3 separate regions of the Homo sapiens genome follow, and all the other regions are linked to region 1. The links are chromatin contacts, found by Hi-C or POLR2A ChIA-PET in ENCODE. All regions are on one chromosome and are shown on one strand. The core of a region is the stretch at or near the end of the contact, and the rest is flanking DNA. Distances in the headings are between cores, read along the strand shown.

Region 1 (2,700 bases), core at 145-2,644:
GTTCCAACTAAAAAGAAGCAACAACTTTGCCTTAAATCAAATGATTACATATAAGTCATTTTCAAAATGAAACCCAAGAACAAATACAACAGATCCATTCCAATCCAAAACGACATTTACCTGTTCTACAGGAACGCCAAAATATTCCAGCATCTCTCTTAAGATATTCAGTATGAGAGACATTGATGAAGCAAATACAGAAGCCAATTCAAAGGAACATTATCAGTTTCTTGGTGCCTTTGGGGAAAATTTTAGAAAATGTTACTCTTGACAAATAAATGCCAAATTGTACTACATAACCTGGAAAAGTCCTCTTGATACACGACACAGTCAACTAATTTCTCCTAGCCAGCATTCTTTTAAGTCAGAGAAAAAGAAAGGAAGGGGAAGTCTGGGGGAAAGAGAGGGTTGTAAAGGAAATTTCAATTAATTGGTTAGATTACATTAAAACCTCGTAGGATGTTTGAGCCTAGTTAATAGAGACCAATCAACAAACTGGACATCTACTTAGTAGGCAAGGCTTCAAGTTACATGCCACAGCGAAGCTCGCTCTTTCCTGAAAGCTTTGGGCTGAGACTCTTAGCAGATGGGTGAGTTTAGCCAACCCTTGAAAGCAGGCAAGGGACGACTCAGTTTTTAAAAAAATAAACAGTAGCTCTTCTCACACACATATCCTCACGTGTCAAGGGTGGGGCCAGGTGAAGATAACTGAATCATGGGGGCAGCTTCCCCCATACTATGCTCGTGGTAGTGAATAAGTCTCATGAGATGTGATGGTTTTATCAACAGGAGTTCCCCTGCACAAGCCCTCTTGCCTGCCACCATGTAAAATGTGACTTTGCTACTCATTTGCCTTCAGCAATGATTGTGAGGCCTCCCCAGCCATGTGGAATGCCCATCCCTCCTCACTCTTTTAAAATGAGAAGCATGAATTCCAGATACGGGACGTGACTTGGTCACCCATCTAGTAACAGGCCGTGACCAGAGCCGGATCGCGTCCCTCGCTTTGGTCACAAGCTTCCTGGTGCTCTCCAAACACAGCGTGGTAGCCTTGCTCACCTTCCTCCGAAGCCGAGCCCCCGGGAATCACCAGAACATCAAGCGGAGGGCGTTAGGAATCCTCAATCAAATTCCAGACTGCGCCACTCCTTGTGCAGATCGCTCAGACGTCTACCCAGACCTCGACCCAGTTTCCACCCGCGCGCCTCGGCTTGCAGCCACAGGCGGTAACGATGCCCTCAGCGAGGAATAAGAGGTCAACCCGGTGCCCAGCCCTGGAGCCTCACGCTCAGCCAGGGTAATGTTATGGGAAGCGCGCCCCCGTCCTCCTGCGCCCAACCAACCCACCTGCTAGTCCCTAGGACCGGACTGCTACTTCCGCATGACAGGACTGCTACTTCCGCATCCCAGGACGAAATCAAACTCCGCGGGCCAGGACCCGTAACCAGCCTCATTGGGCAAAACTGAAGATCGCTGCTTCTGATTGGTCATTGCATGATGTCAGGCAATTCGGGAAGCGACTGCTTTTCCTTCTCAAGAGGCGGGTCTTCCGAGAGTCAGCCAATAGGAGCTGACGGGCAGGGCAGGTCGCGTTAGGACAGCGTCGCTCCCGCAGGGCAAGGTTTTAGGTACAAACTCGTGAGCTGGACTCGCAGTCCGGAGTTCGTACCCCACAGAACTCTTCGCAGGGAGTGTCTTACTCGCTACAGCCGGACCCTAAGCGCATCCGCCTTCCCAAGTTCATCTGACACAAAATCGCGATTTATTTTTTGGTCATTTCATTTGTTCAGCTAATATTAAAATACTTGTGGAACTGGCAGAAGCCAAGCACTACCCCCGAGGGTTTTGCAGCTTTGCAGTGGCTAGGATTCATTCTTTCGTTCACTAAATACACCTACGTATCCAGGCTACCGAATATTGGGCCGGACACTCTCCTGGCTTAGCCGAGGATGGCAAGTGATATGACAGGTGATATCCCAGTTTTCATTTCTGATTTGAGGTTATTGGCTTCATACGAAATAGCTTCCTCTTCTGAATTTCAGCAAGACGTGCACTGGAGTGATATAACAATTTAAGATGTGTGCCTGCTACTGACATAATTTGAAAATCTAAGTTTTGAACTAATTTATCTATGGTCAACATCACTTATTCATTCAACCAATAATAGATATCTACTACGTAGCAGACACCATTCTAAGCACGGAAAATACCTTAATGAGAGGGCAGGTCCTCGTCCTCCTGGAGCTTACAGGCCAGCGGGGCATCTCGTTCCATTCTAACCCTAATTTGCTTTTCTCTATAGCACTTATCATATATATTTAGTTACGCTTCCACTACCACCAAACAAAATTGTAGACTCCAGGAGAACAGGAAGTTGTTTTGATCCATGCTCTATCTTTCCCCAGTGCTTTAGAAGAGTGTCTGGTATATAATAGGCATTCAGTCTATTTGTTGAATAAAATACCTAAATGTGGAATGACAGAAAAGATGATAATGATTTGGGACTAAGCAACTAGCAAAACAATTGATAGCAATAATAGTGATATGCCCAGTAGAGCTGGATACGGCTGAGTGAGCGCAGAACAAGGATGATGATGGATCAGAAACCCTAGATGGAGTAATTTTCTCAAGTTCCTTGTCCTTCCCTTTGCCCTTGTGAATAAATCACGACTTTATAACCCCCTCCCTTTCCCACTCTCT
Region 2 (2,700 bases), core at 117-2,616, 1.1 Mb before region 1:
AAGGAAATGAAAAAGAGGTGTGAGATTTGTCAACCTTTTCCCTAAGCGCCCTTTCCAGTTCTCAGTGAGTGCAATATAATAACTACCCAACATGACAAAAAAACTCATCATGAAACTTCAGCCAGTGGCAAAGCAGAATGAGCAATTTCATAGAACACAACCAACAACTGACATGAGGTCTGCAACAGAACTACAAAAGGAAGACAAGTTAACTGTTAAACCTCCAACAGTTATGTTCTGCTGGGTTAGGAACAACAAAATTTAGAGGCCACATAGTCTTACATTTTATCCCAAGATGTAAATGTTTTCCTTCTATAAGCTTGCTTAGAAATTGAACACACCAAACTATAGAAGATTTTTTCCTGTAATTTGTTGTGCATTATCAGCTATTTACGTAATTACTCTAATTAAGCTAGTTACAGCAGTTCCTGTAAATATGTGAAAGATCACTGAAACATGTAATTATGTCCTTATATCATTAATTAAACTGTATCAGCTGGGAAAATTACTATAACTATGTCTGGAGGTGTCATTAGTCTGTGTAATGGAGACATAGAATTCTTTATTGAACTATAATAAAGTGTTCTGCATTAATAATACATTTAAAACACCACTTGTGATTTTTTAAAGTTCCAGATCTCAGCATAAAAGAAATATGTATCTTTTACTCCACAATGATTTGAAAAACGGACGCAGGTTTTAGGCTTTTTTTATTACCAACTTGGGTAGAAGGCAAGTTGACAAGTGGGCCCAGTTCCCTAGTGGCCATTCTTGGCATTGCAGCAGGAGCGGCAGCATCAAGCCCTGGGCTCTTCCTCCTGGAAGAGGCTCAGCCAAAGCTCATGCTGGGAGAACTTCCCTGCTTCCCATGCTGAACCCGCCCCAACTGTTCCCTCCTAGGTTCTCATGCACCCACGAACCAACCTCTTTTCTCATCGTTTATATGTAAATAGATGTCCGAATGCCCCTAGCCAAAATATTAGATTAATAATAGTAAGAAAAGGAGTAGAAAAACTTCAAAGTAGTACATTTTTTAAAATAGAATTTCAGGCTGGGCATGGCGGCTCACGCTGGTAATCCCAGATACTCAGGAGGCTGAGGTGGGAAGATTACTTGAGCCCAGGAGGTCGAGGCTGCAGACAGTCATGATTACACCACTGTACTCCAGCTTGGGTGACAAAATGAGATGCTGTCTCAAAAAAAAAAAAAAAAAAAAAAAAAGAAAGAAAGAAATTTAGACATCATGAATATGATAAGTGCAGCTGAGAATCCAGTCTTTCATGCCTTCAAATCAGTCAGTTTCTGTCTCCTTCTGAGGCTGGCCCTGCAGTCAGCACTTGGAGATACCTCAAGCCTTATACCAGGAGGCAGCACCCTGATTCAGTCAAGAAAAAACGCAGATCGCTCTGCCAGGGGATGGCATACCGTGGCCACAGACACTCTTATTGGTTCAAAGGATGCTCAATATGAAGAAAAAGGTGCCTAGGACTGAAAAGATGAGGGGATCCCCAGAACTTCAGAAAGACACACAGGAAACCCCCTCCTTCAGAAAATAACAAACAGAGAAAGCTTTCAGTTCTTCAAGTGCAAAAAATAAAAGCTTATGACTAGAATTCTGATTCTCTTTAGTTTAATGTGTATTTCTGGGGAGAGGAAAAGATTAACGTTCTTATACCAAAATCTTACACAAGGTTTCATCTTTTTTTGGAAATCAACAACTACATTTTAAAAGCAAATTCTTTGAACTAGAAGTTTCTGACTTTTAGCAGAAAACTACACGATTTAATTTTTAATAATTATAAAATACAATACTTAGATTTGTCTCCAATCTTTGTATGTAGCAAATAACATACTTGACTATGGTTCCATCAAATTCACATTTATGGATGAAATAGTTGTTTAGAACTAGATTTAAATTAGTTGAACTTCTTTCAGCTTCATTCTGTAAGGCAGAATTAGGTTGATTCTACAAAATGGCACATAATAAGACACGAGTGACTCCTCACTTTTTGGGTCCAACAGTAACTTCATGAATCTAATGACTGCTATGGAAACTCTCGCCTTTAAAAAACGAAAACTTGAATATATTCATTGTATTTTACATAAAATTTTGTCTCCTAAAGTCTACTCACAGACCTAAAATATACATTGAATTTTTAATTTGTATGAGTGTTTTCTATCAGGAGCACTGAAGTAGAGTGAGAACTTAATTAAAAACGTTTATTTATTTATTTGTTTATTTATTTATTTAGATGGAGTCTCGCTCTGTTGCCCAGGCTGGAGTGCAGCGGCGTGATCTCGGCTCACTGCAAACTCCACCTCCCAGGTTCAAGCTATTCTCCTGCCTCAGCCTCCCGAGTAGCTGGAATTACAGGTGTGCGCCATCATGCCTGGCTAATTTTTGTATTTTTAGCAGAGACGGGGTTTCACCATGTTGGCCAGGTTGGTCTTGAACTCCTGACCTCAAGTAATCTGCCCACCTCAGCCTCCCAGAGTGCTGAGATTACAGGAATGAGTCACCGCGCCCAGCCTAAAAACTTTTAAGGAAAGAAAATCATGGCAGATAATCACATGCCACATAGAATACTGGCAATATTTTAATGTACACACTGGTCAGGAAATTAGACCAACTTTTAGTACACAAACACTGCAAATATTGCTACTTCTACTTCCCATCCTTCCTTCCTTCAATTAATTTTC
Region 3 (2,700 bases), core at 124-2,623, 1.2 Mb before region 1:
GGAAATGTACTGTATCTTTCCTTGAGGCCAGCAGGAAAGCCCCTTGGCAAGGGTGTCTGGAATGGCCACTTGACATCCCCAGCACACCTCTTGCCAAAGTTACCCATGGCTGCTGACAGAGAGACTGATGTGCTGCCACAGATTGACTTTAGGGATGAACAGATCAAGATCAACTAATCTGGGCAGATGCATTAAAGTGTTTCTGTGTATTTAAGCATACCATAGAAAGACAAATTCAACAGCTTTCACTTTGCTTTCATACAACGTTGTTCTCTTACGTGTTTTCTATTTTTGTTTATATACTAATTTCCTCTAGATTGACTGGGTTCTAAATTTATTATGAATTTGGTAAAGCCTCTGAACTTTGTGTTTCTATATTACACACCTTGTGTCTGTGACTACTGTTGTGGTTATACACTCGGGATTTTGAAGTCTCAACGATAATCACCATAAGTCATTTTTAGCAGCTCTGTTTAAAAGATTCCATCAGTAGAAATTCAGCACGGGTAACTTTCACTTAAACATTCCAGACCCTCAGAATCCTTTACATTTAAGTGATGTGTTAAAAACAATGGCACCTCTTTTTACTTAATTTCAGTCACATTTGGAAGAAGATAAGAAAGTTTATTCTGAACTCCATCACTCACTATTACTGAGTTTGCTTCATTGTTGAAACTAGGGAAAATTAGTCCGAGGTTTCAAAAAAGCAGCTAAACAATTTTTTTTCCAAATTCTTATCCACCATGACTAGACCATGGCAAAAAAAAAAAGAAAAAAAAAGAAAAAAGAAAGAAAAAAAAGGAAAAGAAAAACAATAAAACACAAACAAACAAAAAACCCAGAGAGACAAAAACACACTTCAGCATAGTAGAAAGAAAGCAGATATACGTAGACACAAATCCCCAAGCTCTCCACTTACTGGGTAAGTGGAGCTACTTAATATCACTACAATTCAGTTTCTTTATTTATAAAATAGAGATGACACCTCCTTCATCGCTTTGCTGAAGGATTACAGGATGATGGGTGAACTGTAATACTTGGTACATATTATACATTCAATATACATTAGGAGGACCCCTTTCTGCTCATTATGTGGACAGAGGTAAAGTACCAGGCCAGGGTATTTATGATGACTATGTGGAAAGACTTTGGCTTCTATGGGGATGACATGGTTATAGGAATCAAAACTTTGACATTAAAAACTTTCATATCCCTTTATGAAATTCAATGAAAAAGAAAGAGCTGTTGATGCTGTGGGCTAAACATGAGGACAGTAATGGTTGGATTAACACAGCTGGACCACAGAGTGCCAGATGGTGGAAGACACCCTTCCCCTTCCCCTTCCCAACCCATAAATCCTAGAACCCTGAGCCCCCTAGTGTGAGCTTTGTGCATTTGTGCTTGAGGCAGCGAGGTTCTCCCACCATAGGTCCCAGTTGGCATATCCACCAACAGCTCTCACCAAATCACACTTGTGTCCTGCCTTCCTTTCCACATCCGCCTGCACTCTCACCACCCCCAAAGAAGCACCTTTACTGTATATTACAGATATGTTTGATTTCTCTAAGCAAAATGTTCTCATATTCTACGTACAATTGCATTCAAAACCTAAGTTCCACTATCTTAGAGATGATTGTGTTGTTGTGTTTTTGTTTCCTTGAGGGAATATTACCTCTGTAAACCATATGGCAAAGGGACAAGATGGAACATGAGTCACTGTACACAAGGGAACAAACATCCAGACATGAAGGCAGCGTCACAACAACTCCAGAGGCTGGCAGTTTCTGGGCTTCAAAAGGAAAATAACTTTTTTTTTTAACTCTGCAAACCACAGCTACTTGTGTGGTTGATGTGTAGCTAAAGGCCACGGGTCTCCTATCACATGATCTCACACAGAACTGGAGTTCTTCCAGTGAGCAGGTGTTAACGGTCCCTGAAAACCAGTTTGTAAGAGATCGTAGCTGTCATCCCGGAGTGGTGTGTTTTAATAGAAAGAAACCCATGTTTCCCAGGAAATTGCTATCAAAGTTCAACAGAGATTCCAGTGCATGAGCGGAACATAATTTACCCACCATTTATCTTTAATGAGCACCTACTGTGTGTCAGGTACTAAGCACCTGCTAGCTTTGTCTATTTTAATCCTGCTGTTCCTTTAAATCTCAGGCAAACATCACTTTCTTACAAAAGCCTTCCCTTACTTCCCTGAGTCAGATCCTCCTTTTACACACTCTGGTAATATGACATCTCTGTCTTTCACGGCTCTTAACCATGGCTGAATTTTACAGTATTTATGGCATTCTTTTATTAACATTTGTCTCCTCCAGCAAGCTGTAAGCACCATGAGGGCAAGTACTGTGTCTGACTTTAGTCAGTACTATATCCACAGCACCTAGAAGGCACTCATGTATTTATCAACAAATGCAGGTCTTTATGTTGTCTGCAATCTTACATGCTCCTGAGGTAACAGTTCAGCTGACCTGATTTAGGGTCAGCTAGGATAAAATGAGTAAATATTAATTAGGAATAAAGTGCATATTTCTTTCTTTGGGAGACATAGATTACCCACACCAGTGGTGAACTGGTAAGCCAGCTCTCTTGAAATTAGTCAGTCAATCAATCAATAACCCTGACTGGTATTGTTTGCCAAATTCCTTGGTGCAAATACTCTCCCCATATCCAATTTCAGACTACCGGTATGAA

The links. Hi-C counts contacts between places; a loop is a spot of excess contacts on that map. ChIA-PET counts read pairs that join two places held with the same protein, here RNA polymerase II (POLR2A). Pooled maps may share reads with other maps.
Region 2: a loop to region 1 is called in a pooled map, with 2.9 times the contacts of the local background. The contact joins the enhancer-like site here to the promoter of MTFR2 in region 1. A Hi-C loop is called at or near these places in 1 of 50 pooled maps. POLR2A ChIA-PET finds 5 or more read pairs at or near these places in 3 of 52 experiments (GM10248, GM12878 and activated T-cell).
Region 3: a pooled map shows a loop between it and region 1 (2.3-fold over the local background). The contact joins the enhancer-like site here to the promoter of MTFR2 in region 1. A Hi-C loop is called at or near these places in 1 of 50 pooled maps. POLR2A ChIA-PET finds 5 or more read pairs at or near these places in 2 of 52 experiments (T-cell and activated T-cell).

What each region holds. Positions count from the first base shown.
Region 1 is chr6:136,248,917-136,251,616 of GRCh38, forward strand. MTFR2 (mitochondrial fission regulator 2) reads right to left here and starts at 1,395. Exons shown (of 8, transcript NM_001099286.3): 1 at 1,060-1,395; 2 at 121-237. The coding sequence starts at 183. RefSeq lists enhancers at 845-1,064, 1,715-1,864.
Region 2 is chr6:135,162,090-135,164,789 of GRCh38, forward strand. No RefSeq gene overlaps it. Among named protein-coding and RNA genes, the nearest start is that of MYB, 18 kb to the right of the region's middle. RefSeq lists an enhancer at 1,277-1,346. Within about 2 kb of position 1,367, at least 3 of the 41 ENCODE cell types and tissues checked have a DNase peak (open chromatin) inside an H3K27ac peak, as active enhancers do; they include GM12878, where a contact is called at or near this core.
Region 3 is chr6:135,086,183-135,088,882 of GRCh38, forward strand. No RefSeq gene overlaps it. Among named protein-coding and RNA genes, the nearest start is that of HBS1L, 33 kb to the left of the region's middle. RefSeq lists silencers at 49-128, 139-198 and an enhancer at 2,551-2,600. Within about 2 kb of position 1,374, at least 7 of the 41 ENCODE cell types and tissues checked have a DNase peak (open chromatin) inside an H3K27ac peak, as active enhancers do.